2 separate regions of the Homo sapiens genome follow, and region 2 is linked to region 1. The links are chromatin loops, found by intact Hi-C in ENCODE. Cell type or tissue: ovary. All regions are shown on one strand. Links, peaks and the distances in the headings refer to the core of each region. The heading gives the core; the rest is flanking DNA.

Region 1 (12,106 bases), core at 1,553-9,552:
GAGGAGGGCGGAGGGAGTCCATGGCTATGTTTGTACTTGTCTGTGAGCCCGGGGTCAGATGCGCTCCATGTGCTACCTCCTGTGTGCACAGGTGGCCGCTGTGTCCAACCGTGTCTTTGTGTGTTTCGGGTTGCCTGAATGTGCACAGGCGGAGGACATGGAGGGGGGGATTTGAGTGCGTGCCTGTGCAGGCCCCTTTAACGTGGCAAGTCTAAGAAATGTCGGCCTTCTTGGCAGCGAATCTGGGCTTGGTTCCACTGGGGGCGTCTGCAGAGAGGGGCTCTTAGAAGGGACGTGCTTGAGCGAGAGAGACAGGAAGGGAAGGGGGGGCCAGCCCCAGCTCGGGGTTTCCAGGAGGGAAAGCCAGACATTGGAACTTGTCAACGCTACCTCCTTCCCTGCCCCCACCTTCCACTGCTGCCTCCCCTCCTGGCGCCTGAAGGCTGCTGGCAGACGGACAGACAGACAGACAGTGCACACATAGACTGGCTCATAGGCACAGAGCCCAAACCTGAGCCCCTAAATGCACAAGCCTGGACACTGAGGTCCAGAGAGGGCAAAGGAAGTAGCTGAGTCTCGGAGGAGCACATGTGTTTATGCATGTTGGGGGCAGGGGGTGCTGTTGGCCTCTGGTGCTTCAACCCAGACTGGAGCCCAGGCCTAGGGCGGGGAAGAGGCTGTGGAGAGCCTCTGGGGAGGGGCTTTTATGGCTCTAACCAGGCCCTCAAGGCCCCCAGCTCCTCTCCCTGTTTATACAACTGCTGCAGTGTCTTTGAGAGTCCTGTTGCCTCAAAAAAACACCTACCGCAACTCCCTGTTTGTACAGAGGCAGAAAAGACCCAGAGAGGAGCAGCAGCTGATCCAGGGTCACACAGCAGAACCAGGACTGGAATCCAGGGCTCCTTCTCCTAGCTGTGCATGTTGGCCCATGGGCCACTTAGTCTTATCTTTCCCTTGGTCCATTTATCTTTTCTTCCTCCCAGGTCTTCGGGATATGACAACGACCTCTTTTTTGTGTTGCTTTTGTTGCCCAAGTGATATGTCTGTCTGCCTGTTAGTCCATCTGTTTGTCACAGGGCTTCAATACCCTCTGGCAGAATACGGAAGAGAAGAGGGCTTGGTTTTTGGCCAAGGGCTATTGGAGAGATAGGGGTGGGATGGGGAGACAGAGAAACAGAACGAAAGGAATTTGAGACGAGAGGAAGGAGGAGAGAAGAGCAAGGGGAGGGCACTGGCGGCAGAGCTGAGAAGCCCAGGCTGCCCTTTACCTCCACCTCCAGCCTGGGCACAGGGGCGAGCTCTGAGCTCAGAGACTCTGAGTCCTGCCTCTTGGGGCCTTGGGGAGAGGACCCCAGGGCTCCTGTAGGGTCTGGGCCCAACCCCCAAACCCTGGGGGCAGCTGGGTTGGAGTCCTGGGGTCAGTATTCGGGGTGCAGGTGTGGGGTGCAGTGACCGAACTGCCCTCATGGGAAAAGGAGGGAGGGGATTGCAGGTACCTAGGGGGCATGAACCTGGGCATGCGTTGACTTAGTGTGTGTGGTCTCTTTGCAGCAGGGTTGTTGAGAGTGTGCGTGAGGTTGCGAGTACGCTAGGACTCTGTGTGGACACCTATGAACATACATGACCCAGTGGCAGACAAGCTGGGATTTCAGTGGGGAGGGGAAGGACTGCAGGAATGTGTGTCTATGACCGGCAGGGAGTGGTTGTCTATGTGTGGAAGGATTTGTGTGAACCTGCCTTACATGTTCTTGGGGAGGCTGTATCCTGTGTATGTAGGCAGGTGAACTGTATAGCTCTGTACAATTGTGTGTGGTGTGTGTGTGTGTGTGTGTGTGTGTGTGTGTGTCTGGATGAATATGTACCATGTGTTTGAATTGCTTAAGTATTTACATGTTAAATGTGTAACTGCATATAAGTGTGGATGTGTATACATGTTTGTAATTGTCTTGAGGTATATGTGTGGAGTTACCTGTATGAGTCTTGCCTGTAGGTTGTGTGTGCAGTTGTGTGTATTTGTGGAGCAGTGAATATTAGGAAGCTGTTCACATGTGCGGTTGTGTATTTTGGGGGATTAGGTTATATGTGTCGTTCTTTTTGGATGGAGTTTCACTCTTGTCACCCAGGCTGGAGTGTAGTGTCAGGATCCCGGCTCACTGCAACCTCTGCCTCCTGAGTTCAAGCAATTCTCGTGTCTCAGCCTCCCGAGTAGCTGGGATCACAGGTGTGTGCCACCACGCCTGGCTAATTTTTGTATTTTTAGTAGAGACGGGGTTTTGCCATGTTGCCCAGGCTGGTCTTGAACTCCTGGCCTCAAGTGATCTGTCCACCTCGACCTCCCAAAGGGCTGCGATCACAGGTGCGAGCCACCGTGCCTGGCCTATATTTGTGGTTCTTAAGGCTATACTTTATTTTTTATTTTTTGTTTATTGTCAAACTTCCCCTGTCAGAATGTAAACTCTATTAGGACTGAAATTTTTATCTATTTTGCTAACTATTTTGCTAATCTATTCCTAGTGTCCAGAATAGGGCCCAACACTTAGTAGGCACTGTATACATATTTCTCCAATGAATGATGAATGAAAGTGTGCATGCTTGGCAGGGTGTGGGAAGTGTGTTAGGTGTATGAATCGTGCGTGTGTGTCTGGGTGTGTGAATGGATAAATTTTTTGTGTCTTGAGTGTGTGAGGTTTCTAGCATAAGTGGCCTATGAACCAAGTACGTGCACAGGTGCATGTGTGTCTAGGCGTGTGACTGTGTACCTGAAGCTGGGCCACGTCTGTGAGCATTGCACACAACTGTGTGCATGCACAGTTGTGTGTGCTTGTACATGGGGGTGGGAAGGCGCTGTCGGCTTCTCCCAGCCTTCAGCACTCACTCAGCTTCACCCCAGGTCGCCTGCTGCGAAATGTCAGTGGCAGAGAAGCTAAAAATATCTGCTCTCCTCCTTCTGCTCACTGCTTGGGCTGATGGGACTGTGGGGCCCCAGCCGGCCCCTTGGGCCCTGCGGGGAGGAGGAACTGCTGGATGAGGGGGCGGGGCACAGGGGAAGGAAGGGAGGCCCTCCTTCGTACACACCCTTCCCCCTTTCCTCTTGGGCTCCAAAGCCAGGCTTCAGGCTCACCTCTTTCAGGAAGCCCTCAAGAACCCCCCAGGAGCTGTGTGTGTCTGTGTGTCTGTCTACCTGGCAAGGAGATATGGCCCCCATCAGACTGGAGCTCCACAGAGCAGGTCTGTGCCTCTTCTGCCCATCCAGGGACTCCAGGGGACAGAGCTCTGTCTCCTTCAGGCCAGGGGCTCCCAGGGAAAAGGCTGGTGCTGTCTCCTCCCTAAGCCTGAGGGTTACGGATGCAGCCCAGGCCAGACAGGGCTTCACTGGGCTCTGGTTCTGGGGCCACTAGGGCCCTCTGACCCCAGGGCAGATCTGCTGTGATGATGAGCTTGTGGGTAGGGAGGAGTCTCAGCTCTGCCCACACCACACCCTAGGCAGGCACGTGTTTGTGCTATGGGTACTTGTGTGGGTGCAGGTGGGACATGTCAGGGCCCGTGGTCCTCTGGGGACCTGTGCCTCTCCACATGTCGGGCTCCTGCCTGCATCAGTGGTGTCAGCGACTGCCTGCCTTGGGCACTGTGGTCAATCGGTACAAGTTGAGTGTATTGTATGTTTCTCTGTGTTCTTTTTTTCTTTGGAGGGGGGGACGGAGTCTCGCTCTGACACCTCCCGAGTAGCTGGGACTACAGGCGTGTGCCACCACACCCGGCTAATTTTTTGTATTTTTAGTAGCAAGAGGGTTTCATCATGTTAGCCAGGATGGTCTCGATCTCCTGACCTCAGGTGATCTGCCCGCCTCGGCCTCCCAAAGTGCTGGGATTACAGGCGTGAGCCACCACACCCGACCTTCTCTGTGTTCTTGTGTGTGCACATGGATGACTGTGTATGTGGGTTTCTGCCTTTCATTGTGCAGGCCTGCAGATACTAGCAGGGATGGACTCTGCATTCATGTGGGAGTTGCTGATGTCACCATGGGGGGTTTCTGTTTGTGTGTCAATGTGCTCGGGTGTGTGTCTCTGTCAGAAGGTCAGTGCCTGTTTGTTCTGTGTATGGAGGTGTATGTAGGTGCATCTGTGTGTCAGTGTTTCAATTACCATGTTTCTGTGTGTCTGTGTGTCTGTCTTCCTGGTTGTCATTATGTCTGCGGTACCTCCGTGCCTGTGTTGCGTGCCTAGGTCAGTTTGATTTTGCAGGTCTGTAGGGCCACGTGTCCCTCTGTATGTTGGTGTTTTCCATGTGGGTTGGAATCTGCCTCTGCTTTTCCTAATCTCCCACCATTTCTGTGTGGAAGGCCTCAGGCATTGTGTGTGTGTGTGTGTGTGTGTGTGTGTGTGTGTATGTGTGTGTGTGTTCAGCAACTTTCCCCAGCCCCACAGCCTGCAACCCTGAGATCTGCTCTCCCACTCTTTCTCCGTTGGACTTCAGGTGGGAGCTGAAGCAAAGAGGGCAGGCAGGCAGGGAGCCCACGACAGCCGGGGGCCGGGGCCAGGCTGCCACGAGGGCCCTACCTCAGCTTTCCTCCAAGCAAGCGCTAAGCCAGAGCCTCGGTTACATGTAAACACCAGCTGTGTCAAGACGGCGCAGCTTCTTCTAGGTCAACAGACAGCTGTGGGGTTGCTAGGCAACCGCCTGGCTCCCCCCTCCATTAGGCCCCCTCCCACTGCCTCTACCTGCAAACCCTCTGCTGGCTCCCCCCACGCCAGGATAGGCCTCACCCCTCCGCGCCAATTAACACAGCGGGACTGAGGGGGTAGGGGGTCAGGGCAGCTCCGGGACTGGAATCAAGGTATGAGGACGTATTAACCCTTCACGTGCCACCACCCCCTCCACCTAGTCCTGGGGCACTTCACACACCCCTAACTTCACCAGTCACTTTAGGGCCTGGAGTGATGAGGAGCACGTCCTGAGGGATGGGGACCCTCAGTGCAGCCACAACCAGGACTGGAGAGACGCTGGAGGCAGATGGCGCAGGGCTTGGTCAAGGCCTCTCCCCTCCCCAGCCAAGCCTGGGGGAAGGAAGGGTTAAATTCCCCCTTTATTTCCCCTGTCCCGCCCCCTCCCAGGACAACCACCCCATTTCCAGGGCAGCACCTGCGCTCCCAGCTGCCGTGCCCGCTTGGTGCCTGAGTCCGGGCCAGGCAGCCCCCGCAGCGCCCAGGCCCTCGCCCTCGCCGTCGCCCTCGCCCTCGCCGGCCCCAGCGCCGCCCTTTGCCCGGCCTGGGACTTCTCTGCCGGGAAAGGGGAGGCGAGGGCCCCTAGGCCTTAGGCAAGGGGCTCAGGCCCACCGGGTGGGGTGCGTGGGCCAGGGCCGCCAGCCCCGGGGTGACTTGGCTGGAGCCGGAGGAAGGAGTTGGAGGAGGGAGCCCGGCCGGCAGGGGGGCAGCTGTGGGGGCAGCGCCCGTGGCCGCCCCATTAGTATGCGGCCGCGCTCTGCGCGCCATGGCAACAGCTCCCCCCGCGCAGCGCTAGGCGGGCAGCCCCGGGCGCAGCGCGCACCTCTCCTCCCACAGGTGGCGGCGCGCACGGGCACGCACGCACACTCGGCTCGGGCGCCTAGGGGAACGCCGGGGGCGCCAGGTGCGCTGGGGCGTCCTGCCGCCCGTGCAGCCGCCCATGGGCGTGTCCCCAGGTGCTCCAGAGTGAGGCCCGAGGGAGGAGTGTGTCCTTGAGGACGTTCTGCCCGCGCCTGGGTGTGCCCCTCAGTGGGTCCCTCGGCCGGCCTGCTGTGCTTTTATGTCGGTCTCCGATTGTCCTGGAGGGTCTGTGCCTGTCTGTGCTCATCTGCCTCCTTAGCCCCGAGTGCCTGAGTGACTGCCAGTTAACCGAGCGTACCTGTGCCTCTGTATCTGTGTCTGTACGAGCCCAAGGGGTGTGTGTGTGTCCGTGTGCGCGTCCATGTCTCTGGGTTTTCCCCAGGAGGAACGCCCTGGGTGTGTCGGCGACTCTGGATGTCCGTGTGTGCCAGAATGAGTACCTGTGTGTGCGCCTTTGTGTCTGTGTGTGGCCCGTGGATATCTGTCTGGCATCCCTGAGTGTTTCGGGTGTGGCTGTGTGTGGACTTTTGTACGTCTATGTCCCTGTAAGTGCCCTCAGGAGCCCCTCTCTCCATGCATATCACTGTGTGTTCCTGTGAGTGCCCCACGTCTCCTGGAGTGTGGCTGTGTGTCCAGGGGCTGCTGGCTCTTTGCCCTCCTCGGCTTCACTCCCTGCTGCCTGAGTGAGCCGACACCTGCTCCCTGAGCACTGGGCCCCCTTCCCCCCACCTGGCAAGGACAGGGAAGGACACGGAGGCAGAGGCAGAGGCAGACATGGAGGCAGAGACAGAGACATGGAGGGAGACACAGCCAAGTAGGCTGGAGAGGTGGAGATCCAGTCACGTGATCAGCCTCAAAGCCCAAGACGGAGAAGAGAGGCACAGAGATGCCAAGATCCGGACATTAGAGAGAGGGAGACTCAGAGGCACACAGAGACCCAGAGCACGGCGTCCGGAACTGCAGAAACAGAAGAGATCAAGGATGCGGCTCCTCAGCCTCCCTTCCTCTCTCCCTCCCTCCCACTCTAGAGTTTCCAGCCCCAGCTGTGCCTCCCCCACATACCCAAAGCAGAGTTCTCCTGGCCCTGGGACTGGAAGCCAGCCTCCTCCTCACAGCTGGCTGTGTGTGTGTGGACACGTGTACATGCATGTGCGCATCTGTGTGACGCACTGGGCTAGTGCCTACCTTGTACACAGCCCCCCTCCATTCAAAACCTCCTCTCCCCACCACCACCGTCCACATTTTCACAGGCCCAAATCATGCACACCTTTACACACATGCCACACAGCCAGCCACACTCATTCAAGCCCAGAAACATGCCCTGGGCCTCCCTCTCTCAATCTCATCCACACAGGGCCAGAAGACCCAGCATACACAGCCACACCAGAAAGTCTCTCCCCGTCCTAAGGTGTGAGGGTCAGATGTCCACCCCTCTTTCCCCCTCTCAGCAACCCTCGAGGGGCTCGAACCCCTGCTACTCACAGGGAAAAACGCATGACTAAATTTGTCAATTCCATCAGATTAGACACTCAAAGGCAGGGCCCCTGACTGTCCTGCTCACTGTTGACTCCCCAAGTGCCTTCGACGGTGCCTGGAAGGTGCTTAAGAAATGTTTGAATAAATATGTTCATACCAGGTCTCTGGTGTGGGGGAGAACCCATAGTAACTGACAGCCACTCAGAGTGAAAAACGCTAATGGATATCACAGTGTACACACACCTAGGACAGTACACTAAATACAGGTGTGTGTGACACTCAGCTCAACAGCTCAATTAGAGGTTATCCAGTGGGCTGTGTGTTGGAACCACCCAAGAAGCTTTCAAAAATCCCCATGCCCAGGCCCCACCCCAGACCCATAAAATCGGAATATTTTGGGGTAGGACTTGGGCATCGGCATTTTGAAGCTCTCCAGGCAATTCCTTTCTAGGATCTAGAACCCCTTATGTACATGAATAGACTAACAAGTGTTGACACAGGGGTTATAGCCAGGGATGGGAGTAGAGAGGATTTTCACTTTTTTTGTTGTTTGTTTTTTTGTTTTTGAGATGGAGTCTGGATCTGTCACGCAGGCTGGAGTGCAGTCGCGCGATCTCAGCTCACTGCAACCTATGCCTCCCAGGTCAAGCGATTCTCCTGCCTCGGCCTCCCAAGGAACTGGAACCACAGGCGCGCGCCACTGCGCCCAAGGATTTTCACTTTTAACTGTACAGTGAAGCACAGACTTCTGAGCCAGACTGCTTGGTCTGAACTCTGGTGTCACCACTTAGTAAGTTCTGGTTTGAATGTACTCACTGAGTGGTCTTCATAAATTACCTCTCTGCACTTGAGTCTCCTGTCTGTAAAATGGGGATAATAATCATTACAACGAAGCCTCATAGGATTCTGGTGGAGACCAAATGCATTAATACATATGCAAAGCATTTGGAACAGCTGGCATATATAAGTGCCATATATCTATTATTAAAAATTTTTAAATTATAGAATGGATTAATTTTTGGATTTTATAAGCAGATTCCGCCCCCCGCCCCGCCTTAAAACTGTTATGAAAAAGCAAGAAAGGCCAGGTGCAGTGGCTCACGCCTGTAATCCCAGCACTTTGGGAGGCCAAGGTGGGCGGATCACGAGGTCAGGAGTTCAAGACCAGCCTGGCCAACATGGTGAAACCCTGTCTCTAGTAAAAACACAAAAATTAGCTGGGCGTGCGGGCACCTGTAATCCCAGCTACTTGGGAGGCTGAAGCAGGAGAATTGCTGCCACTGCGGAGGTTGCAGTGAGCCGTGATTGCGCCACTGCACTCCAGCCTGGGAGACAGAGCAAGACTCTGTCTTGGGATAAAAAAAAAAAAAAAAAAAGAAAAAAGAAAAAGAAAAAGAAAAAGGAAAGGGGAAAATTTTTTTTTAGACGAAGTTTCGCTCTGTTGCTCAGGCTGGAGTGCAGTGGCGCCCTCTTGGCTCACTGCAAGCTCCGCCTCCCGGGTTCACACCATTCTCCTGCCTCAGCCTCCTGAGTAGCTGGGACTACAGGCGCCTGCGCCTACGCCCGGCTAATTTTTTGTGTTTTTAGTAGTGACGGGGTTTCACCATGTTAGCCAGGATGGTCTCGATCTCCTGACCTCAGGTGATCTGCCCGCCTCGGCCTCCCAAAGTGCTGGGATTACAGGCGTGAGCCACCGCACCAGGCAGGAAAAAAATTTAACAAAGAAAAAAAGGCTGGGCGTGGTGGCTCGCACCTGTAATCCCAGCACTTTGGGAGGCAAAGGCTGGAGAATTGCTTGAGGTCAGGGGTTTGAGACCAGCCTGGGGAACATGGCAAGACACCATCTCTAAAAAGCAGAAATAGAAGAAAAATACAAAAAGGGGGAAAAAAATAAAGGAAGGGCCTAAAGCCTAGGCCAGCCTACTTCTGCCACTTTCCACGTGAGCTTTGGACCAGTCCCTTACTCTGTGTCTGGGAACCTGTCTTCTCATCTGTAAACCAAGTGAGCATCTTTCTCTACCTCAAAGATTGTTCTGAAGAATAAACGCCTCAGGGAAGTGTTTAATAAATGATGGCGAAACCCACGTATCTGAGAGCCACATTGCCTTGATGCATTCTGGGATCAGGTGTGGCACTGGGGCGGTGGTAGGGCCCTGACCTCTGAAAAGAACGGATCAAAACAGGGTGTGCCCCAAACCTGCACCATACACTGTGCAGGGTCTTTGCTGCCCTTAACTAAGGGCACAGAGAACCTTCCATCCCAGAGGCCCTGGTCCATCTCCCGAGTCTGGTCTCCAAAATACACCACAGCCTGCCTCACCCCTTACTAAGCAGCAGGCCCTAGGCTGAAACCCCTCCCCTTCCTGAGCGCCCATTCTCTTGCTGCCCCTCCGTTCCCATCTCCTGGAGCCCCTGTTCTCACCAAGCCTTCCTACCATCACTTCCCTCTCCCTATGCCCCTCTCTTCATAGTGAACCCCCATCTTCCCTTCGAGTTAAGGGGCCCCTTCACTGTGCCATAATCAACCCGTCAAACTCCCACTTCCTTCCTGGGTCTCCTCTCTCTGCCCCAGTTCCAAAGCCCTGGGGCCCACAACCCTTCACTGCCCTTCCTCCCCTTCTCAAGACCTATCTCATGTTGAGCCCCAGTCCCTTCCACTGAGCAATCCACCACTGTCTCCTCCCCTCCCCGAAACCTCCTCTGGGCCGCCACTCCTCTGAGCCCTCAGCCGGACTCACCAGGCCCCACTCTGATTCCCTTGAAGCCAACTGGGCCCGGCCTGCCCCACCTGGACAGCCTCCCCGAGTCTCTTCTTCTTCCTCAGCAGCCGCTGAACACAGGCATTTTCTCCCTGCGGGTGATTCTTGAGGCTGAACACAGGTTTCTCTGCGGTTGGCCTATCTGAGCCTCATCCACTGCTTTCTCTGATGCTGCCCACCCGCTCCAACCAGCCTCCACCTTACCCAGAGTGACCTTGCCAAAGCCCTCTCCCCTCCCTAAACACAGCGTGTGCCCAACAGAGCTAACTGCTTGTGGCTCCTGCCTCCTGTTACCCTTTCGCATCTCTAGGCCTTTGCACATCCTCTTCCTCCTCCAGGAACTCCCTCACTTTTCTGCCCAGCACCTTAGGCTTGGCTCTGTAGAAGCTTTCTCCTCAGAGAAGCCCTCCTCCCTAACTCTCAGGGGGTCTCACTGCTTCTTGCCCCCACTTCCAGCTCATATTGCATCGTTAGCTTGAGTGTAGTGTTGTCTTCCCCGTCAGCAGTCAGGAAGCGTGGGGTAATGTCTTCATCTCTGAGTCTGGGGGATGTAGGGAGGGGGCTTGGTGGGTGGATGAGCTTTTTGCATCTAGCACAGAGGCAACAGTTTCAGGGGACTGTGACCTGAGTCCTCCTGCCTCTTCCAGACAGGTGTGCCCAGAAGGTGTGTTTCCTCCTCAGACCACGGGCTCCTCTGACTCTCCTGAGGCCAGGGCCTAGCTGGCTGGGTCAGGGAGGGCAGGCCCCGTGGCACGATCCCTTGGCATCTCCCTGAGCTTCACTGAGGAGGGACGTGAAGCCACACTCAGCAGAACTTAAACATAAAATGGGTCTATGGGAAAAACTGCTTCCCAAAGACCAGGGAGGCCAAAGTGGGCATCATTTGGGCAAGGACACCCAAGAGGTCCCCAAAGTCAGGGATCAGGAAACAGCTCAGCTCTTCCAGGCCCACCAGACGCAGGCACAGGGTTAGGAGTTTTCTTTTTCCAAAGTTTACCAAAGCAGGGAGGAAACATTTGGAGTTCAGGGTAGACAGAAAGGGGAGGGCAGAGCAACACTGGGGTGACTGGCCTCGTCATATCCCAGGTTCTGCATAAGCAGATGTGGGGGTGTTGGGGTAAAATGAGGGGCCTGGAAGCAGAGAAGACTGATGACCTGGGGCAAATGGGAGATACATAGACGGGGGGCACTCCAATCCTAGTGGGAAAGGGAGGCCCCATGAGGGTTCCGGGACTTAGGACGGAATGAGTGTCGCCAAGAGAGATGTCCCTGAACCAGAGTAGAACTGTGAGGCCCAAAGGCCATGAATACACAGGACACACAAAGGGACTCGAGGCAGAGACCTGGGACCTTGGATGGAATAAGGGGGTCCAGAAGCAGGAGCCCCATGATGGAGGTTCCTCAGGGAGAGGAAACCCAGCATTTGGGGAGACCTTGGACTTGGGATAGAATATAGGGAGAGTCAGAGGAGACCCAGGACCTAGGACAAAATGGAGGTCCAAGAGGCAGAATCCCTGGACCTGGGACTGAACGCATGATCAAGGGCCAGGATGTCCTCGGCAGCAGAGTGGGGAGCTCAGAGGCAGGGGAGACGCAGGGCCTGGAGTGAAATGAGGGGGAACCCAGATCTCAGGCAGAAGGGAAAACTCAGTGGCCAGGAACACGTGTAGGTATTTCAACTCCTCTGGAGAACCAGTAGCTGGTGACAAAACCCAGCGGTGTCCCTTCCATTCCCTCCACCCTCACTCCCCCTTTCACAAGACACAAGGTTGGTTTTTTTTTTTTGTTTTTTTTTTGTTTTTTTTTTGCTTTTTTTCATTTCTTTTTAATACAAACTTGGATCTTTGGGTGTGTCCTGCCAACAGAAAACAACAACAACAACAACAGAAGAGAAAACCCAAAAGAGTGAAAAATAAGAAAGAAAAAAAAAGCTCCCGCAAGAGGTTCTTCTCCCTCCCCCCCACCATGCGAATTTGCACACCACGGGACCACAGCAGGTTTACAGAATGCAATATACAATCCACGATTTATAATAAAACAGTATATACAATAAATAGGATATTGTTCATTTTTGTCAAACGACCTGTAGATAAATTTCTCAGTGCATACTTGCAGGGGCTCTGGACACCTCGGGGCCCCGCTCGCAACCTCTTGCACACGCTCGCTCTCTCGCTCTCTCTCTCTCTTTTTTTTTTTTGTCTTTTTCTAAAACTGTGTTTTGTTTTTAAGTTTTGTACATTTTTAAAAAGTATTTACAATTGCTGGTTTTGTGCAGAAAGGGCTCACCT
Region 2 (12,106 bases), core at 1,632-9,631, 48 kb after region 1:
ATCCTCTGACCCAGCCAAAAACCTAGCCAACCTCCCCTAAGCACCAGAAAGTCACACTGCAGGCTACCAACAAGTCCCTGAGCTGCCCTGCATGTCAGAAACTGCCTTGGCCACACTCTTCTCTTTGTTTAGAACTGGGACCAGGTCTGTACCTGTGTCACAGGCATGTGCACCACTGGAAGGTTTTAGGGGGTGCAAACTGGGAGGAAAGATAGGGAGATTGAGGCCTAGAGGAATGAGGAGATGGACTCAAGCTTTATGTATCTTAATACTGCCCAGCAGCCCCTTGCCCCAGCTTCTTGGCTCCCCCTTTCCATTCCTGCAAACCAGCCCCCTCCAGGCCCCTGCCCCTGCCCCTCTGCCTCAAGCCCCAGCCCTCCTGGGCAGGAATGTGACTGGTCAGGTCTGAGCTGACCACATGAGTGGCTATAAGGTGACAGACCCCCCCACTCTCCCATCCCCCCAGCCTGGGGGAGCTCACATACCAACGCAAGGGGTGGGAGAGCTCCTTTAACCCTTTGCAGCCTGACTTTCAGGAAGAAAAGGCAGGGTACTCTACTTCCTGTGGCCAGACCCAGTGTGGGCTGCCAGGTGGAGGGAGTGTAGGAAGAATCTCCTTTAGCGAGCGGTGGTGGAATGAGGGTATCCAGAAAGTCCCCACTAGTATTCTCTGCCACCCCAAATGTCCCATCTCATCTCCCATGCCATTTGGAAAAATAGTCATGAGCTAGTGCTGAGGGTGGAGAAGGAAAGGAGGCATTATGAACCCCAACCTCAGGAACCCCTAGTCCAACAGGAGAAATACAACCCTGCCCTGGGGAGTCTGATGGGGGAGACCAGGCACAGAGGCAGGCTGGGACAAAGAGCCTGGAGCGGAGCAGAACCCTGAGCTGCAGCAGGAGGAGGAAGAAGCCAGGGCAGGAGCAGAACAAGTCAGGTGGGGTCAGACCGGACAGGCTTCCTGGAGGCCCCCTCGGCCCACAGCCCTCCCCCCAGGCTCTGGAATCTCGGGGGTCAGGGCTGAGGGACAGCCCCACCCCCTGCTCCCCTCAGGCTCAGGAATTCCACCAGCCAAGGAGGGGGGGGTGGCTGCTTCGGCCTCAGTCCAAGTTGGCTCCCACTGGACCGGGAACAGCAGCTCCTCCTCGGCCCCCTACTTCACCCAAGCCCTGGGGCTGGCCCCCAGCCCCCTCCCCTCCCCCTCCCAGGCTGGCATGGTGTGTGCCAGGCGCTGGCAGAAAACAAACCCGCCGGGGTGGGTTTGCAGGGAGCGGGGTAACCTTGACACAGTTGCGGCAGTCGCTAATGGCAGACACACACTCCGCCTGTTCTGGGGGGACTGTTGCCGTTGCTAGGAAACCAGCAGCCGCGTGAATGGAAATGGGTCAGTAAACCTGGGGAGAGATAGTGTGACACTCGAACCACTGCAGCTGCTCCAGCCCACACCGAAATCCCTCCTCTTCAATATTTATCACTCCCACCTGGGCCCTCAGCTCCTGCCAGACCCTGCACCAGCCTGGCCTTCAGCCCCCCAACTCAAGGCCTGACAGGGGTGGGGGAGAAAAGAAATGGAGGGGGTTGCTTATCCATTTTGGGGGGTGGTCCAGACGGGGTGGAATTGGTTCTGGAGGAGATTGAACAGGAAACAGAGTCTAATCCCGTGGTGGGGAAGGGGTTAAAAGGTCAATTCACGCCTGTTCCTGACTTAGGCACCGTGGTAAAATTACTGAGAGTGAGGGGGCTTGAGGCTGCCTGCCTGCTTACCTGTGGAGGGACTGATTAAGACAGGAGACCTCCCTCCAGGTGTCCTGGGGCCCCCCTCTGTACAAAGATAGAAGGGAAGAGGCACCCAAAACATGGCCAGGATTCACTCACAGCCTGAAAACACCACCGGATGGTCCCAGTACAACCTGACATCTGATAGCAGCCCAAACGGCCAGGAGCTGCCTACTGCCTTACAACACTGTTCTGGACAGCTACACGTCCGTACCCTAGCCAGCCACACATGCACTGTTCAGAGGCCCTGACAACACCCCTACAGATACCCCCACAACAGTACATGACAACTCCAATTCCAAACAGTGCCACTCAGCTCAACATCCATAAACAACTGACAAACCCAGGTGCAGGCAAAACCACGCAGTGTGGGACTGTGCTGACTCCAGCCGCTTCCCCAGGAGGCTGGAGCCTCTCTGAGGAGCCTGTCCTGACCCAAAGCCCGGCTCTCTGCTTCATGGATGTTTCTTCCTCCCTCCCACTGCCAGCCTCCTTGTCCTGCACACACCTCAACACACCGCCCCTGCGATCGCTCTTCTGGAGACACCAACCCATGAGCTAGCTGTCTTGTGCGCCATGCCCCAATTCCCTGGAGGCCGACTGGTCACTGACACACACATTCCCTTCCCCTAGAAGCACACAGTCTCACAGCCCCGCCTGACACAAGCTCTTATTCCTATGCACAGGCCTCTCCACAGACAACAGAGACCTAGGGAAGCAGCGGTGCCACTGGCTTGGGTGATAAGCCCCCTCCATCCACCACAACCTCCACCAGTATCCCTGAAGGGTGTGTCTCAGGAAGGGAGGCACTCCAGCCTTCTGGGGGTGGGGTGGGGATACCTTGACAGGAATCTCCGAGCTGACTTGGTTCTCTGTGTGCGCCTATCTCCTAGGACACATCAGTCAACACAGGCTTGGAGCCTGTCAGAGCTAGAAGGTGCCTTAGGGAGCCACTAATCCAACCTCCTTCGCTATGCAGGAGGAAGGAAACCAAGGCCCAGAGAGGGGAAGCAGCCTGCCTAACGTCACACAGCCGAACTCCTGGTTGCCCTTTTCTTTCATAGTTCCCCAGTGGGAGCCCTCTATGTGTGGTAAAGACACTGGGGAGTAGGGTACAGTTAGCCCAGAAAGGCTTTTCTGAGGCAGAGGGAGGTGGAACCGACTAGTTGGGAGGGGAATCTGTAGTCCTAGAGAGTTTATGAGAACTGCCCAACAGTGCATCCAAAGACATGAGCACCTCGCAGCCCTGGAATCTGGGCCACATAAATTTGGTGGGATCCAGGCTTTGCCAAAAAGAGCTGGTGGATGCTCATTCCTGCTCCACTTCCTATCCCAGCGCCCCAGAGAGCTGTCTCCCCAAACCAAAGGCAAGGGAAGGTTACAAAGTTCCCTATACCTGGCCTTGAATGCAAGTTCCCTCTGTGGTCCAGGGCATCCCTGCCTTTTATTATTTACGTAGATCTCTGCCAGGAAGCCTCTGCGATGCATGAGTAAAGAGGTGTTCTGCCAGGTAGTTTTTATTTCAACTCCATTTTGCAGAAAAGCAAACTGAGGCTCACAAGAGGTAGGGTAATTTGCTCAAGTTCACACAGACAACAAATGGGGCCTTGAGCTCCTTCCAGTACACCAGGGTCTTTCCCAGTGGACATGGAAGGCCAATCAAACAGGAAACAGGGAGAACTGGGGATAGGAGAGGTTGGGAGTTGACACAGGCCCAGGCCCAACATCCTGGGCTAAGGAGGAACCCCGAGGCATCTGAATTTGAATCTGGGTATCTGGCAGTGATGGAGTGAAAGGTCAGCAAGGAGATGAGAGGAAGAGGAAAGCAGAATTCCACCAGCCTCACAGCCTGCCTGGACCATCCCCTGGGGAGCCAGCCTGGAGCTCTCTGCCAGCCCCCGCCCCACCCCCAGTGGAAGGCAAAAGGAGCACTGTGAGGAGACTAGTGTGACAGAGACCTTGGGAAGTGAAATCTCACAGGCTTGGTGCAGGGGAAGGGAATTCAAATGTTTTGGGGGCTACCTCTATTCCTCAGGATGGGGCTGGATGTCACACGGGTGCCCTTCATTTCCCACCCTTACTATGTGCAGATGCTATGCTAACTGATTGAAATGTTGTGTAACTTTGAGCCCCACCACAAGGCCATGGCCTATCTAGTGTTATCTAGTTTTTCACGTGAGGAAAGGGAAACTCAGGAGTAAAAGGACTTGTTCAAGGTCACACAGCCAGCGAGTGGCAACTGTGGCATAGGTGAAGCGTGCCTATCCCGACTGCTTTTGTTTACCATGGTGAGAGTATGCTAGGTGGGGGCAGGAAACAGAACTGAACAAGGGCCACTGGCAGGGGGAGAAGGGTCCACCATCAGATGGGGAAGATGCCTGCTGAGTTGCCAAAAGGTTCATCAGTTTACAGAGCACCAAATGGTGCTGGAAGGGAACAAAGTTGTGGGAAAGCGTCCCTTCCCCTGCCCAACAAAGGGCAGGGTAGACCTCTTTCCTTCCCCAAGCCATAGTGCCAAGAGTGAGCCCTGAGAGGTCACATACCTACTCCTGGATTCTCAGGGCTCTTGTAAAATGAAGCCCCTCCCATCCCGGGGCCCTTCTCTGGACTCTGGGGCCTGCAAGGTGCAGAAATGCTCTCAAAGAAAGCTACTGTCGCCGTCGGGAAAATTATCCAGGATTTTCCCAGCACATCTGCCCCCACATCGGCTCCGCAGTTGGGAGGCGGGGCGGGGGTGCTGCATGCTGGGAGAAGACTGCCTTGCCTCCCTCCTAGCAGCCCTCAGATTCCTCTGGCTGGAGCAAGAAGCTCCAGTCCGCAGGCCCAGCACTTCTCAGGGCCCGAAGAGCCCGCCTCCGAGTTTTCCCGCCGCCGCCGCCGCCTCTGGGGCTACCTGGCAGGCTAAGCTGCCCACTGATCCCTGCCACCTCCGCCCCCCTCCCAGATGAGGCCACAGAGTTTCTGGCTCCTGGAGGAGGTGACGGGCGGAGAGGGAAACCAGGCGGCTGGGGGAGGGGCGTTGCCTGCACCTGGCCCTTCTCCGCCGCGCAAGCCGGGAGGGGCGGGACTGGACCCCCGCCAGACCCGAAAAGAGAGGCCGAGGAGGCGAGGGGTGCTCTCTCCACTCCCGCAGTCTGGGGCCGGGCGGCGAGGTCTCCCCCCACCACCCTCGCCGCGGAGGCGCCCCCTAGGGTCGGGCGCCAGGCGCCCCTGCCCGAGCTGCGCGCTTAGCTCGCTCCCCCGGCCGGCCGCGCTCTCCAGCTGCAGGAAATTCCAGAAGCTCTCCATCATCCCCGCGCAGCGCGCAGCCCGGGCTGCCAAGGCTCCCCGAAGGAGAGCCACATGCCGGCCGGCCGCGCGGCCCGCCCTCGGCCCCCACCCGGTCCAACCCGGCCGGGTAGCCACGTCTGGCCGGGCGGGGGCCAAGCCGGCCGCCCCTTCCCGCGCCCCGGGCCCGGCGGAATGCGTGGCAGCCCCGACCGGGGGCTATTTTGAGCGGGAGGGGAGCGGCCCGGCCTCGGTGTTTTCGGCTTTTTCCTGGCCCCCGGCCCGCCAGGCCGGGCCCTCTGCTGCCCGCTGAATGGGAGGGGGGGCGGGGTCACGTGGCGGGGGGAGGGGAGGGCCGTCGCGATCCGGGTCGGGCTCGGGCTCTGCCCCGGCCCGGGGACTGGAGGCGCCCGGCAGCGGTCCGGACCTGCGCTCTCGGACGCGGCTGAGTGGCGGGGTTATTAATAGCGTGCCTGGCTCGGGCAGTGGCTCCAGGGCGCCCGCTACCTGCACGCCCCTCCTGCAGAGAGCACTGGCGGCCCGGCGCTCCCTCCGCAGCGGCGGACTGAGGCCTAACTGGATAGCGCCACCGTGAACCGGCGGCCAATCACAGGCCTCGATTTCCTTACCTGTAAATTGGGGTTGAGCTACCCGGCTTTATAGGGTAGGTGCCATATAAAGGTTTTGTTTGCTGTGTGCCTCTCCTTGGGCAAAACGCTGTCACAATTGGGGGCCTCCGTTTTCCTTATTAAAACGAAGGGGTCTGAAAAGGCCCTCTGCAGGGAAAGCGTCCGGACATCTGAACAATGCGTTTTCACTGACCACCTATTTGTGCCTAGCGACTACCCAATGGTCACTGCTAACACAGGGCACCTGCCCTGCATTATTAGCATGCGCTAACTCAATTATAAGGCCTCCATAAAGTAGGTAATATTATCCCCTTTTTGTTAATGAGAAAGCTGAAGTTCACGAAGGTTAAGTGACCCACCAAAGGTCACACAATGTCAGAGCCTAAAGTCAGAAAAACTCTGGTTCCAGAACCCGTTAACCACTGAACACAGTGTTCACCCTGACACAGGCAGGACAAGCATTGCTGCTTCCCTCCTCCCTTTCAGGCAGTCCCTGGGGACCCCTTCTGCTCTGGTCCCAGTTCCAGGCATGAGGGGCTGTTCTCAACAGCTCCACTGGGGCCATTCCCACCTCCATCTACCCGTAGGGACATGGGGGGATCACACCAGTGTCACCCTTACAACAGTGGAGGCTGCTTTTGGGCATGTGGTGACCCGTGACCCTGGCCCTGTCTAGGCACTGGCCATCCTGAGTCTAGCACCTCACACACACACATATATACAGTGCATCCCAGTGCTCACCGCCTGCCCACACCCCCCAACGCCAGCACCCACCGTCATGACATGAACACAGAGACCAGTACCCTACCTTGCACTGGTGACAGCGCCCCTGTCACAAAGCCAGCAGCTTCAGACAGCATCCCTCAACATTCTTCCTGGCTACTCTGTCCCTGTCCCTCACTCCCTCTCCAGTAGCTCACAGTCCAAATCCCACAACGGATGGGGAAGCTTAGGCCCAAGAGGAAGGGATGGGAGGACACAGTCATCCCTCCTGAGACCCGGGGATAGGATCATAAATGAGGAAAGAAAATTGCCTTTGGCCAGTGAATGACAGACGTGGGCATCCAATACAAATCATTCAGCTCCTGGTCGGTTGCCCCACTGCAGCCCTCTGAATCTGTTCAGCTCCTGCCGTGCGGCAGCTAGAGGGGCCCCCAGGACAGGATTCTAGAAATGGGCACCAAGCTGGGACCAGAGTCCTAAGGACCACTCTCTGCTCCCAAGTGTCAGTCCCAGACTATGGGCCCCTAGGTTTCACTAATCCATCAAATTCTAGACTCAGCCTAGCCTCAGAGCCATGGGGGCAGGGGCATCTGGGGGTGAGGGGAGATGGCATACAGGGGGAACAGCCTAGGACAGGGCTTGGAGCTGCTTCCTGCTCCCCCCACTCCCAAGCAAGGAAGCACAAAGACTGGCAGGCCCCCCACTCCGCCCCGGAAACCTGGCAGTTTATTTCTGTCTCTGGGCCCCCTGTTTCCACAGAGTCAGTCCAGGAAGGCTGGCAGCAGCTGGCTCGGAGGGGTGGAGCTCCTGCTCTCTCAAGGGTCCAGCTGCCACCCTGCTCCCCTCCCCCTGACCTGCCAGGCCAGACAAGACTGAGGTGACACTGGGATAAGGGACAGGAACTGGGGGCCAGTGCTCAGAGGTGATACTGAATACCCTGAGAGGCCAGAGCCCCAACAGAGATTCCACCTGAGGCCAGGGAGTTAAGACTCCAGGGGAGGGAACCCCTGACTCCCCAGCCCACAGCCCAGATGTTCTCCCAGGCAGTCAGACTACACCCAGTTCAAGTCTGCTAAGGGTGTAACCTCTGGCGAGTACAACCCTACTTGTTCCAGATTATTCTGGCTCATAACTCCTCTGGACCCTGGTCCCAAAGAAAAGCCTGTTTCTAAATCTGTGCTGTCCAACATGGTAGCCACTAGCCACATGTGAGTGTGGCTAGTCAGAACTGGAATGTGCTGTAAGTACAAAATATACACCAGATTCTGAAGTCTTAATGTATTTTTTAAATATAAAATACCTCATTAATAATTTTTATAAGGCTTATACATTAAAATGCTAGTACTTTGGATATATTGGGTTATATAAGATAAATTGTTGGGCCAGGCACAGTGGCTCATGCCTGTAATCCCACACTTTGGGAGGCCGAGGTGGGTGGATCACCTGAGGTCAGGAGTTCGAGACCAGCCTGGCCAACACGGTGACACCCCATCTCTACAAAAAATACAAAAATTAGCTGGGTGTGGTGGTGGGCACCTGTAATCCCAGCTACTTGGGGGGCTGAGGCAGGAGAATCGCTTCAACTCGGGAGGTGGAGGTTGCAGTGAGCTGAGATTGTGCCACTGCACTCCAGTGAGGGCAACAGAGCAAGACTCCCTCTCAAAAAAAAAAAGAAAGATAAATTGTTAAAATTAATTCCACTTACTTCCTTTTATGTCTTTTTACTTTGTTTAATGTGGCTACTTGAAAATTTTAAATTACATATGTGGCTTCTCTTTTTTTTTTTTGACACGGAGTCTTACACTGTCGCACAGGCTGGAGTGAAATGGCGCTATCTCGGCTCACTGCAACCTCCACCTCCCAGGTTCAAGAGATTCTCCTGCCTCAGACTCCCGAGTAGCTGGGATTATAGGTGCCTGCCACCATGCCCAGCTAATTTTTTGTATTTTTAGTAGAGACGGGGTTTTACTATGTTGGCCAGGCTGGTCTTGAACTCCTGACCTTGTGATTCACCTGCCTCGGCCTCCCAAAGTGCTGGGATTACAGGCGTGAGCCACCACACCCGGACACATATATGGCTTCTATTATGTGTCTACTGGATAGTCCTGTTCTAAATCTTTTTTTTTTTTTTTTTTAAGACAGTGTCTGGCTTTGTCACTCAGGCTAGAGTGCAGCGGTATAATCACAGCTCACTGCAGCCTCAATCTTCTGGGCTCAATCTTCCCACCTCAGCCTCTTGCATAGCTGGGACTACATGCTACCATGCCCAACTAACTTTTTAACGTTTTTGTAGAGACAGGGCCTCACTACGTTGCCCAGGCTGGTGTTCTAGGTCTTGTGGGTTCTGGCTTTGGACTAAAGCTTTGCCTTCTCTGGATCCGTATCTGTGTGACTTTAGCTCACTCACTTTCTCATATCTAGACCACAGCCTTATGTGTTAGTCTAAATCTCACCACCCCACACCACCCCACCCCAGTTTTCCGTGAATCTAGGTTCAGCCAGAGATGATGGCTTAGTCTGCTTTATACACACTATTTAGTGCATTTCTTGTTCATCAATCCCCAATATCTAGATCCCAGCAAGAGTGTGACTATAGATCACCTTTCATGTTAACTTGCCATGGATCTAGGTTCCAGCCTGACATGTCAACATTGTTTGCTTAGATCACTGTCTAATTAGGTTTAAAATCTACACACCCCTCAGGAGGAATAAGGTTCTAGATCAGAGGTTGGCAAACTATGGTCCATGGCCTGTTGTCTGTTTTTATAATTCAAGTTTGATTGGAACACAGCCATGCTCATTCGCTTATGCACTGTCTATGACTGCTTTCAAGGTGCAATGGCAGAGTTAAGTACTACTCATGACAGAGACTGAATGCTTACAAAGTCTAAAATTTTTACTTTCCAGAATGACCATTTTAGATGAGCAACAAATCCAACCCACTATAAATTTAGATTCCAGCCCAAGACCATGGCCTAGTCTAATCTAGATCACCTCCTGCTGTGGTTCTAGACAGTGCTGCCCGCCAGGATCTAAAACCAGAGCCTAACATTGGTTCCCTGGTGCTTGGGTTCCAAATCCTACTCTGATCTCGGCAGATGGGCCCCAGGACTCCTCTCTGGGATGGAAAGGGTGTCTCTACTTCTTAACTCCCCTAGAGAGATCAAGGCCCATGGGCCCTTCTTGATGGCCTTGGGATGTGGGAGGGAGGGTAGATTCCAGAGACAGCACTGGAGGCTGAGTCAAAGAGTTAGGGGTAAGCCCTTCCAGAACAAGGGGGCAAAATATAATGAGGCCAAGAGATAGAGTGGCCCCACCTCCACCCCTTCCCAGCAGGCTCCAGAGCAGGTCACTTAGCTGGGGGTCATGTGGGACAGATACCAAGCCCTCTGGAAGCCAGGCCAGGGGGCTCTAAATGAAATCCGCATCTCCAGCCCCTTACCTCCAACTACCTGATGCGTCGTCTCTCCTCAGAGCTGAGCTGGCACCACTACCCCTCTTCCCTTTTCTCCTGCTCTGCTATCTCCACGGCTTTCTTTGAAAACCCTCCCATACCTGTCCCCTTCCCTGCCATTTCTTCTTCCTGAATCCTAGAATCCTTGGCTAACCTTTGTGGTTAAGATCTCAGGGTCTGGATCTGACAAGCCCAGGCTTAACTTCCAACCCTGACTGGGCAAGCCACTTCATCTCTCTAGGCCTCCTCAGTTTTCTCGTCTGTAAAATGGTAACTATTTCACAGGTTGTTGTATAGCTTTAACAAGATCATGAGGTATATTGCTCTGCCCAGTGCCTGGCACATAATAAGCATTTAATGCTAGCTGCTATTTTTATTACTATTGATCATCTAGCTTAGTTCCATAGATGGACTTCACAGGTTTATAAACCTCACAACATTTTAACCAACCAAAAACTTGGGTTTTTTTTTTGAGATGGAGTCTCGCTCTGTCGCCAGGCTGGAGTGCAGTGGTGCCATCTCAGCTCATTGCAACCTCCGCCTCCCGGGTTCAAGCGATTCTCCTGCCTCAGACTCCCGAGTAGCTAGGATTACAGGTGCATGCCACCATGCCCAGCTAATTTTTGTATTTTTAGTAGAGACGAGGTTTCACCATGTTGGCCAGGCTGATCTCGAGCTCCTGACCTCAGGTGATCTGTCCACCTCAGCCTCCCAAAATGCTGGGATTACAGGTGTAAGCCACCACGTCCCGCCTGTTTTTGTTTTTGAGACAGGGTCTCGCTCTGTATCCCAGGGTGGAGTGTAGTGGCGTGATCATAGCTCACTGCAGCTTCAACCTCCTGGGCCCAAGCAATCCTCCCACCTCAGCCTCCCAAGTAGCTGGGACCATAGGCATGTGCCATCACACCTGGCTACTTAATTTTTTATGTTGCCCAGGCTCAAAACTTTAAAAAAATATATTTTTAAAAAAAATTTTTCTGGAGAGAAAGCCCCTAGGTCTCATCATCTTCTCAAAATGGGTCCTTAGCCAAAATGGTAACCAAGAGAAAAAAAAAAAAAGGCAGGCACGCCTTTAGTTCAATCCAAATGGGAAAATAGAGGTGTGTAATAAAGAAGGGACCCTCAGAAAATCTGGGCAGATCCAAGGCCAGAACCCAGGGGTATCCTCTCCCAGGCCCTACTCCTTCCTCCAGTCCAAGTGGTCTCTCTGATCTGACCTCATCATGTCTCACCTACTTGGCCATGACAGCTTCCTGGTGGGCTCCCCCACCTCCAGTCACCTCCTCTGAATCTCTTCCACCTCGAGCTAGCTACATCTTCCTCAAATCCCATTCTCATGACTCTGCGTGTCTGCCCTGAAACCTTTAACAGCTCCCTACTGCTGACGACAACATCAAGGCCAAGGTCTTTAGCCTGACATTCAGGGGCCTTCAGAGCCAGCTTTGGCCCCACCAACCTCCTGGCTGTTCTCTCTCATCTGGTCAGCGGGGCTGACTTCTTCCTCTCCTCTCTTCCCCTCCCCTGAGTCTCAACACCACCCACACACTCACTCCGTTCTGGACAGATTCTGCCCCTTTGCTCAATCACACAGTGTCTCAGGCCTCCCCTGCTATGCCCTTGGGATTGCCTCTGGGTCCAGCCAACCTCTGAACTCACCCTGATTCCGCCAGACCAGCAGAAGCTGGCCAGGCTTGGCTCCAGGAAACAGGCCTCTGCCCCTGCTCTCCAGCGCAGCTCCATCCCTGGACATTGACCCACCTCGGCACTGCCCACACCCCTCCAATTCCCATCATCTCTTTTCATCTATCCTCTAGACTTTCAGGAACAGAACAGCGAATCCCACAGGGAGTTAGCAGGTATAGCACTGTCCTCAAAGTCATGACTCTTGACTCAGTCAGATTGTTGTCTTCAAGCCACACTGTCCTTATCTATAAAATTGGGATGGCAATACCTGTATCTCACTTGATTCTCACAAGGAATAACTGCCTTGTAAACTGGAAGGTGCTTTTTCTACTAAAACCTGCTATACAAATAAGAGTAACAACAGCCTCCATCTGTACATTGATTTAAAACTGCAGTAACCCTGTAATGTGGGCATGCCCAATGCCCCTTCTCTGATTCATTTTCCTCCTTGGTACATATCACCATCTAACGACCATTTATTTCACTTGTTTTTACATTAACTGTCTGTTTTACCCTCTAAATGTAAGCTCCTTGAGGGCAGGGATTTGTGTCTGTTTTGTTCACTGCTGTGTGT

The links. Peaks named below come from ENCODE experiments on the same cell type or tissue, not always from the same donor. Only the 100,000 strongest peaks of a DNase experiment are listed, where the experiment ranks them.
Region 2: a loop joins it to region 1, with 1.8 times the contacts of the local background. A loop is called at or near these places in 24 of 110 quality-filtered maps.

Annotation. Positions count from the first base shown.
Region 1 is chr1:27,522,658-27,534,763 of GRCh38, forward strand. It overlaps LOC105376892 (a long non-coding RNA gene), which reads left to right. Exons shown (of 2, transcript NR_188658.1): 2 at 7,629-8,063. It overlaps AHDC1 (AT-hook DNA binding motif containing 1), which reads right to left. Exons shown (of 9, transcript NM_001371928.1): 9 at 11,588-12,106. Among named protein-coding and RNA genes, the nearest start is that of WASF2, 39 kb to the left of the region's middle. RefSeq lists enhancers at 151-733, 2,645-3,283, 3,212-3,301, 6,191-6,905 and silencers at 5,312-5,421, 5,442-5,801. In ovary, for the core only: a CTCF peak has its summit at 5,531; DNase peaks (open chromatin) are centred at 2,984, 4,634, 5,455, 6,634 and 2 weaker places; H3K4me3 peaks cover 1,781 bases; H3K27ac peaks cover 7,209 bases.
Region 2 is chr1:27,570,533-27,582,638 of GRCh38, forward strand. The region is part of intron 3 of AHDC1 (AT-hook DNA binding motif containing 1); the gene reads right to left. Among named protein-coding and RNA genes, the nearest start is that of AHDC1, 28 kb to the right of the region's middle. RefSeq lists a silencer at 5,381-5,520 and an enhancer at 10,913-11,442. In ovary, for the core only: a CTCF peak has its summit at 4,895; DNase peaks (open chromatin) are centred at 1,942, 4,709, 5,069 and 5,523; H3K4me3 peaks cover 1,428 bases; H3K27ac peaks cover 7,247 bases.